Regions from separate parts of the Homo sapiens genome. Here regions 1 and 3 are each linked to region 2. A link is a contact called in ENCODE Hi-C or POLR2A ChIA-PET data. All regions are on one chromosome and are shown on one strand. Each heading gives the region's core, a stretch centred on a gene start or an enhancer-like site at or near the end of the contact. The rest is flanking DNA. Distances are from core to core; before and after follow the strand shown. Region 1 holds the start of TGFBR1 (transforming growth factor beta receptor 1). Region 2 holds the start of MRPL50 (mitochondrial ribosomal protein L50). Region 3 has its middle 38 kb from the start of SEC61B.

What was found. A loop is a pair of places that touch in the nucleus more often than their neighbours do. ChIA-PET counts read pairs that join two places held with the same protein, here RNA polymerase II (POLR2A). Pooled maps may share reads with other maps.
Region 1: a map of B cell shows a loop between it and region 2 (8-fold over the local background). The contact joins the promoter of TGFBR1 here to the promoter of MRPL50 in region 2. A Hi-C loop is called at or near these places in 2 of 168 maps with a recorded cell type or tissue (B cell and gastrocnemius medialis), 1 of 37 single-sample maps with no recorded cell type and 11 of 50 pooled maps. POLR2A ChIA-PET finds 5 or more read pairs at or near these places in 1 of 52 experiments (CD4-positive, alpha-beta T cell).
Region 3: a pooled map shows a loop between it and region 2 (6-fold over the local background). The contact joins the enhancer-like site here to the promoter of MRPL50 in region 2. A Hi-C loop is called at or near these places in 9 of 50 pooled maps.

Annotation. Positions count from the first base shown.
Region 1 is chr9:99,103,838-99,106,537 of GRCh38, forward strand. It overlaps TGFBR1 (transforming growth factor beta receptor 1), which reads left to right and starts at 1,276. Exons shown (of 9, transcript NM_004612.4): 1 at 1,276-1,465. The coding sequence starts at 1,369. RefSeq lists silencers at 804-1,403, 1,494-2,003.
Region 2 is chr9:101,397,250-101,399,949 of GRCh38, forward strand. It overlaps MRPL50 (mitochondrial ribosomal protein L50), which reads right to left and starts at 1,369. Exons shown (of 2, transcript NM_019051.3): 1 at 1,252-1,369. The coding sequence starts at 1,343. ZNF189 (zinc finger protein 189) reads left to right here and starts at 1,602. Exons shown (of 3, transcript NM_003452.4): 1 at 1,602-1,940; 2 at 2,635-2,700. The coding sequence starts at 1,908. RefSeq lists enhancers at 482-1,011, 1,012-1,540, 1,073-1,602.
Region 3 is chr9:99,258,449-99,261,148 of GRCh38, forward strand. No RefSeq gene overlaps it. Among named protein-coding and RNA genes, the nearest start is that of SEC61B, 38 kb to the left of the region's middle. RefSeq lists an enhancer at 1,440-1,489. Within about 2 kb of position 1,288, at least 26 of the 41 ENCODE cell types and tissues checked have a DNase peak (open chromatin) inside an H3K27ac peak, as active enhancers do.

The sequences.
Region 1 (2,700 bases), core at 26-2,525, 2.3 Mb before region 2:
TCACAGGTGGGGAAAATGCTCACCCAGTGACTCTAAAGTAGTGCACAAATTGGCATTAATCAGAACCATTCTGATTCCTGCTATCAAGGTTTATTTAATTCTAAGCTCAAATGACACAGAAAATAAAATTTCCTCCTTAAAAGGTTCTGCGGAAAAATATTCTCTGTTCTACGTAACAGCCTCCTTGGCTGTGTTTGTGTCTGAAGAAAGGACTAGTCTGACAGGAAGAATTACAAATCTGGAGCTCATTTTGGCGTCGCAGAGGGAAGGTGGGTGGAGCGTCTCGCAGTAAATTAGGAATTCAGAATGAAAACGTAGAGTTTATTTGGGTTTTTAGTGACACCTCAGGATTATTATACAGCAGTGTCAGACACAGCTCAAAGTAATGATGACTGCTCCCCCTCCGCCCCGCGGGAGCTGGGTGCTAAGAAGGGGGAACCCCTCCTTTGAGGGGTTGGGGTGGGGATCCTCCCTTTCCAACCTGGATCGGGAAGGGGTTTGAGAGGAGTGCGGCTTGGATCCCCATCCTGGATCTGTGCTGGAGGGAGGCGGGAGGCTATTTGGGGGTGTGTTTGGGCTCAGGATCTGGGTCTGACGCTGGGATCTGAGGACTTTCTGGGTTTGGAACTGGGTGGGGGAGCTGGGTTTGGGGTGACCGCTGGGAGCAGGAGGAAATAGGAGAGTGAGTCGCATGTGAAGGGCACTGAGGAGGGATCTTCGGGGGAATGCTGAAGTTGATGCGTGGACTTGGAGAGGGGAAGTTGAAGTGGATGCAGGGGCCTGGCGCTGCAGCGGATCTGGGTGGCATGTGCTGGGATTGCCAATGCGGAGCTGTGAATGGGGTCAGGGTGGGGCTGAGGCAGTACCAGATCTTCCGCGCCTAGAGGAGGTTAGAAGAAAAGAGCGTCGAACGGCCACAGCCTTTTTCCGAAAGAGACTCACACAGACACACCCATCGCTCTACCCGGCCCTCCGGGGCTAGCGGCTGAGCGGTGCTGGGGCTGGCAGACCCCGCCCCCACGCGGCCTCTCGGAGCCGGGAGCCGATCGGGCCGGGGCTGGGGTCTGGCGGCCCAGCCCCCGGGGAGCGTGGGGCGTGGCCAGAAACCGGCGCTCGCGGCTGCGGATTGGCTGCCTGGCGGGCCCGCAGGCGGGGCTCCCGGCTGGGTCCCGCTTGGCAGCTCGCGGCGGCGGGGAGGCGGGGCCGGCGGGAGCCCGGCAGCCAATGGACGCGCGTCCTCCGAGCAGTTACAAAGGGCCGGAGCGAGGCCGCCGCGGCGGCTAGGGAGGTGGGGCGAGGCGAGGTTTGCTGGGGTGAGGCAGCGGCGCGGCCGGGCCGGGCCGGGCCACAGGCGGTGGCGGCGGGACCATGGAGGCGGCGGTCGCTGCTCCGCGTCCCCGGCTGCTCCTCCTCGTGCTGGCGGCGGCGGCGGCGGCGGCGGCGGCGCTGCTCCCGGGGGCGACGGGTGAGCGGCGGCGCGGCGGGCGGGCGACTGCGGGGCGCGCGGGCCGGACCCGGCCTCTGGCTCGCTCCTGCTCTTTCTCAAACATGGCGCGGGGCCGGGGGCGCAGGTGGCGGCGCCGGGGCCCGGGCCGGGCTCTCGTGGCGCCGCGCGGCTCGGCGGCTGCCGGGCGAACCGCAAGCGGGGAGCGGAGGCGGGGCAGGGGCGTGTGTCCGGGCGCGGGCGGACGTGTCCGGCTGCCCGAGGCCGCCCCGCTCGGGACTCCCCGGGGAGGTGGAGTCGGGCGGAGTCGTCCGAGGTCCGGGGCTGCCCTCTGGGGTGTGAGTGGGCGAGGGCCAGGGGCGGAGAGTGCGAGGCCGGCGGGGACTGGCAGAGCCGTGGCTGCCCGCCGCCGCCCCCTGGGCACGGCGTGACCTTGTTCTGGGGACCCCCGCCCCAAGAGGGTCCGTGCCAGAGGCTGCCGAACCCGGGGCGGGGTTTGAGGTTGGGGTGGAAGGCGGCTCCCGGGCGGGGTGTGAGCTCCGAGCCTCTAGGGCTTCGTCCAGTGGGAGTCGGGGGCGACGTGTGGTGAGACCCCTGGGTCCGCAGGCCGCCCTGACTCCCGCCCGGCTCGACCCGAGCCGACCCTGCTGGAAGGGGCTGCTCCTCCAGCCAGGGGGGCTTTGTGTGAGAAGAAGGAAGCGCGGAGATGCGCGGAATGTTTCTTCTTTCGTGCGTCTGGGGAGTGTTGAAGTGAGTCCAGTAACCAGACGGCTACGGATTGTTTTCATAGTGGAAACTTGAACGTTTGCTCATTCTGCGGGTTTTGGAAATTTTGGGAACGACTGTGAATTGATTAAACGCTTTTTATTTCCTCGAAGGAACATCACTCACGTTGTTCCTTTTCTTGAGTGACAGTTAATAGTTTGATTCAGACATCTGTATAGCTGGTTTTCAAGGAAGACTGTTGGCTGGATTTTTCAAAATAGTAAATCAGGTTGGGGTAGGTGGTTGGTATCCACAAAGGGATGAGTGAAAAACTTCGTTAGCAGCTGAACTGAGACACTAGAAGCTAAAATACACAGCCTCAGTGTTAGCAACTAAAATGCAGTGAAAGTACATTTCTGTTTCTGAAACTGGACAAAAGATGTTGAAATTTTTTTAAAAAATCAAGACTGACGGTGACGATTATAATCAGTCCTAATAGCTACCGTCTATGTATTGTGCATTACTACGATGTAAATGCATACACTATTGTA
Region 2 (2,700 bases), core at 119-2,618:
CAGGAGTTCAAGACCAGCCTGTGCAACATAGTGAGAACTCCTTTCTCTAAAACAAAACAAAACAGAAAGTATGTGAAGAGATGAATATGATAATTATCTTGACTAATAATCAACATCAAGTTGTATATCTTAAATATATAAAATTTTTAAAATAGTAAAGAAAATATAATCATCATTCTCAGTAATCTATTTCCTCTAGTTTTCTTCATAATTTACCACTTTCTGAAATTACATTACACATTTGTTCATTTCTTCCTCCATTAGAACATATGCCCTACGAGAACAAAAATTTGGTCTGTTTTAGTAACCACTGTATTCTTACAACACCTAAGATATAGCCTGGCATATAGTAAACAGCCTAAAAAATATTTGTTGAGTGAATGAATAAAACAAACTTGGAAGAGATTTGAGAGATAATAACAAATATTGACCAAAGAAGAGGGAAAGCTAATATCTGAACTGATGAAAAAGATCTTTCCTAATTGTAGTGGTTTTTGTTTTAAACCTAAGAGAGCATACATTGCTCCCTAGGGTTCCTACCATACGTTTTGATTTCCTAAACACTATCTAAGTCAAATTAGATTTACCTTCAAACAATTACACATGGTGCAGCCGTGCAGCAGAAAAAGCAGTAGATGGGGAGTTAGGAGACATATGTTCTAGATCCAGCTTTGCAATTAACTTGCTTTGTGACTTTGGGAAAATCACTTCCCTCCTGTGGGCCTGTTTCCTCATATGTTGGAGTACCTCGAGGATGAGAATGGATTTTGTTTTTCCTGCTGTATCCTAGGCGCTTAGAGTAATGCTGGCCCTAAGAAATCTGTTGAATGACTGAATGAATGAACAAACAAAAGGAGGAGGCAGTACTTCATTACTGAACCTTGCTTGTGAAGAAACACAGCCGGCAAATGAGTTTAGTTTACCAAGCGCTTTCATGTGTTTGCAGACAACACACTCGGTGTCTCGCACACGAGGTTAATCCTGCTTGCTTAATAAATAAATGAATGAGTGAAGTGAAAAGGAAAGGGGGTGGTATTTCCGTTATAAAATGAGAAAACTAAGGCCGAGAGTGGAAGAGACTGGGTCCCACCACTCAATGAGTGCTTCTCAACTCGGGACCCTAACCGGACCTCCTTGTCCTTGCTCTGATCAGGCGCGGGACCACGATGGCGTAACACTCTATTTTGAATTCGTCCCTAATCCTCCTTAACTTTCCTTGAACATGACCCACCGTCCACCATAAAGCTTTACCTGAATCGAGACCAAAATTCTCTACATGGTGTCCCTGAGACTGTCCACATGAAGACTCTTCTGGTAATGCCCGACACAGATCGCGCCGCCATCTTCGATGAGATCCACGGGCCTGAGCGCAGCCTTCAGCCAGCAGTGACGCGCCCAGACCAGCCAATCGGATACAATCCCAGTGGCAAGAGCTTTCTTTTTCCTGTAGGCTCCCTCGCCCTTTGCACGCTGGGAAATGTAGTCCAGTAGCTGTTGCTGGCGGCGTCTGGACCGCGGCGCTCTTTCCGAGCATGACGGGAGTTGTAGTTGAGGGGGCCTCGGGAAGAATCTGGGTGACGCCTTCTGGTCCGGGGGCGGGCGGTCATAGCGTTACTTGGCTGCAAGGAGGAGGAACTGGCAGCGGGGAGGAGGCTCTAGCGAGGCCTGAAAGGCTGCGTAACCAGGCAGGAGTAGGGGTTGGGGTTCGGGGTTGGGGGACAGCCAGGGATCGCGTCTGATATGCTGTTGGGGTCGTGACCGTCTGGGGGCCGAGGCAGGCACTGGCCAGACCCAGCCAGGGATCCTCGTATTCGTCGAGCCTAATTTCCAGCAGCCGGGTAGGCCTCACCAGAGGCTCCTTTCCGTGAGGCCGCCCCCAATTCCTGCCCCTATTCTCTGCCTGGGAGATGGCTTCCCCGAGCCCCCCGCCGGAGTCGAAGGTAAGTAAGCACCCCCCCGGGGATCCCGGTTGTCTCGCCGCTACCCCAGCTAGGCCGCACCACTGCTTTCTCCCCCAGGCCCCCCACCAACCTCCTGACCGCCTCTTTAGGGCCAGCGCCTTGCAAGGAACTCCCCACTAGTGCATTGGGGTGCGGTTCGCGAACAAACTGCCCACTGGCTCCCTTTTTTTTTTTCTTTTTCTAGAGAGACTTGATAAATCGGCCTGAGAAAATAAGTAATGCTCCAGACTAGCTCTCTCATTTGTGAGTTCTCCAGGTGAAGCACCATTTTTGACCTTCCCTTGTGTCTTCTGTTCCTGGCACAGTGCCTGGACCCCAAGGTACACGCTTAGAGAACCTCAAGGAATTGAATTGAATAGAGTCACAAGCCAGTGCAAATGGAAAATTGAAGTAGGCAATGAGGTGAGGGAAGCTTGGAGAGGCCTTGGGGCAGTTTACTAAAATTAAACTCTCAGGGCATAATAAATCAGAAAAGCCTTATCCGTAGGTCCTTTCTAGTCTGAGATGTCTGTCAGTTACAGTTCGTTCCCAGAATTGGGCAACATATGGAACTTTCAGTTATCATGTTCCTCCTAGCCTACTTGGCCACAATAAGTGATTGCCTCTGTCACTTTTAGTGGTAGAATTGTCCTTGAGACAACAGGAACTGACTACAGAAATCATACTATTTCAGGGGTTGCTGACATTTGAGGATGTGGCTGTGTTTTTTACCCAGGAGGAGTGGGATTATCTGGACCCA
Region 3 (2,700 bases), core at 38-2,537, 2.1 Mb before region 2:
CCAGGGAGAGAGCTGGCTCAGACTTCTGAGGCCTAGCCCCTAATCCCACCCTTCACCAGACTGTGTGTGACCTTCACTCAGCTCCTGTCCCTTCCCTGAGCCTTGGCTTCCCCATCTGGGCTGAATGTGATGGTGTTTAGGGAACAAATTTTATGGTGTCATTACTTAAAATGTGGGAGCTCTATTTCTTCAGCCTTTAATAGAAGTGTTACTGTGAGGGGTACGTGTATTTCATGTAACTATCTGCTGGATTCCACGTCTTCCCTCTTCACCACAGTGCCCCTTCCTCACCGAATCCTAAGCTGAGCTAGTACCTACACCCTCGTTTTCTAGAAGGAAAATTACCTTCATTCTGGATTTTAGGAAATGATATGCTGGACTTTTCAGACTATAGTTGAAAGAGGTTTAGATTAACCAAGGAGATCTTATTTCTTGTTTCAGTTCTACCAGTGGAGTCTTGAGCTCTTGCCCCTCCTTGACTCAGTTTCCCTCAGAAGTATGAGCTGTTTGAGCCAGGTGATCTTGAAACTTCCTCCCAGTTTTGATTCAGGGTTTCTAGTTTTCCCTTGGAAATTTAACTCTGCCACCTCCCCCTGCGCCCCACCCCCAGCCTGTGTCTCACAAATGGGTTAAATGGGAACAATTGAGAAGTGAAACAACTTTGCTATAGACCAGCTCGGAAGGATAATGAAATTCTCAACTTCTGATATGGAAAACTGTTAGAAAAATGCAGCTCCTGCTCCACTTGTGAAAAATAAAAAAGAAAAATGGTGTTTAATGTCATCTGTCACCCACAGTGGTGAATTTTACAAGTGGTCATAAGCACATTCCCCTCCCCCAACACGCAGCAGGGGAGGAGGAGGTGTTGGGTAAGCAGGAGCTTTTGGAAAGTGCGTGTCCCCAAACGAAAGCCAGATATCGGGGCCAGGCCTTGCTGGGGTTACCTTCCCGGTGCAGCCATGATTTATTTCCCGCAGGTCTGGGGACCGTAAGAGGGGATTCCAGAAGCTTCATGTGAGCAGTGAGGACCCAGTATCTTGGGGCTGCCTGCCAGTAAGGCGACCTCGCTCAGTGCCTGTCGACACCGTCTGCTGATTGGGAGCTGGCCGCGGCCGCCCAGGCCCTCGTGGCCTCTGGGTCATGTGAGAGACTTGGCAGGAGCCGGTGCTCACTGAATCCGGTATTCGGGTGGAATCTGTGCCACGGAGCTGTCAGCGTGACGGTGTCAGCAGGTTCACCTGCCTGTGCCAGAGGAAGGGCCACACGCCAGGCAGCCTTCTGGGCCATCCTGTCATCCTGCTCTGCAGCTGACAGAGACACCCACAGTCGCATCACTCAGCCGTTTTGCTGACAGCCCGGATGTGCCTTTGAACAGCCTGCATTTAGGGTGCTGCGGGAGGAACCCTGCACTCCTGCTGCTGATGAGCTGGGCTCTGCACAGCGAGCAGGAAAGAAGGAGGAAGAGCTTTCTGGATGTCAAATCTCACGGGAAGATCCACAGAAAATTTGAGGAGTAAAAAGTAAACCAGTCAGCCGAGACTAGATCAAAGATTCCTCTGTGCCTGACTGCAGACCTGTGGTGACTGAAGAATGCTATCATTCCACAGCAAAAATGGAAAAACACAGCCAGGAGAATCAATCTCATAAACCTAATGTCACTTGAGGAAATGTTCTTTATTTTTAGATAAGGAATATTTTTGCAACTTTTTAATGTTGATTCTTTCTCTCTAGAAAACAATGGTGATGTTAGATGGTAGTTGGTTTTTGAACAGTACCCACTTGACAACCCTATGTACATCCTGTGTAGTTGAAAAAAAGTTTTACTGATTCATAAATTCCAAAAATCTAGGAACCATTGGACTCTCAGAGGACTCATGGAGAGTGACAGGAGAAAGGGCAGAAGGGCAAGGTTAGATGGTGGAAGGCCTTGCTCTAGAAGCTCTGTGATAGCAGGGAACCACACTATGGTAGCCCTGGGTTCTAGCACATGGGTTGGTAAACTTTTTCTACAAAGGGCCTGGTAGTAAATATTTGAGACTTTTGGACTGCACTGCCTTTGTGACAACTATTTTTGCCCTCTTGGCATGAAAACCTCCATAGACAATGATATGTAAATAAATATGTAAATGAAAAAGTGTAACTGAATTCCAATTAAACATTATTTATGTATGTATTTATTTTTGAGGCAGGGTCTCACACTGTCACCCAGGCAGGAGTGCAGTGCTGCCATCACGGCTCATTGCAGCCTCAGCCTCCTGGGCTCAAGTGCTCCTCCTGACTCATTTTCTAATTTTTTTATTTTTAGAGATGAGGTCTCACGATATTGCCCAGGCTGGTCTTGAACTCCTGGGCTCAAGTGATCCTCCCACCTCAGCCTCCTGAAATGCTGGGATTACAGGCATGAGCCACCAGGACTGGCAATAAAACTTTATTTATAAAAACAGGTGGTGGGCCTGATTCGGCCTAGGGGTTGTTGTTGGTTGACACCAGTCTAGCGCAACATCTAGTATCTAGTAGGTGTTCAGTAAGTATTTATTGAATTGATATGAATTGTTTCTAGCAGGCAAAGAGGAGACATTGGAGGTGTGTGAGATAGGATTTTAGAAAGATCGCTGTGGTAGACTGTGTAAGATGGATGGAGGAGGCATGAAACAGAGCCAAGGTGCTGGGTAAGGAGTTGTTACAATAGTCCAGGCTTGG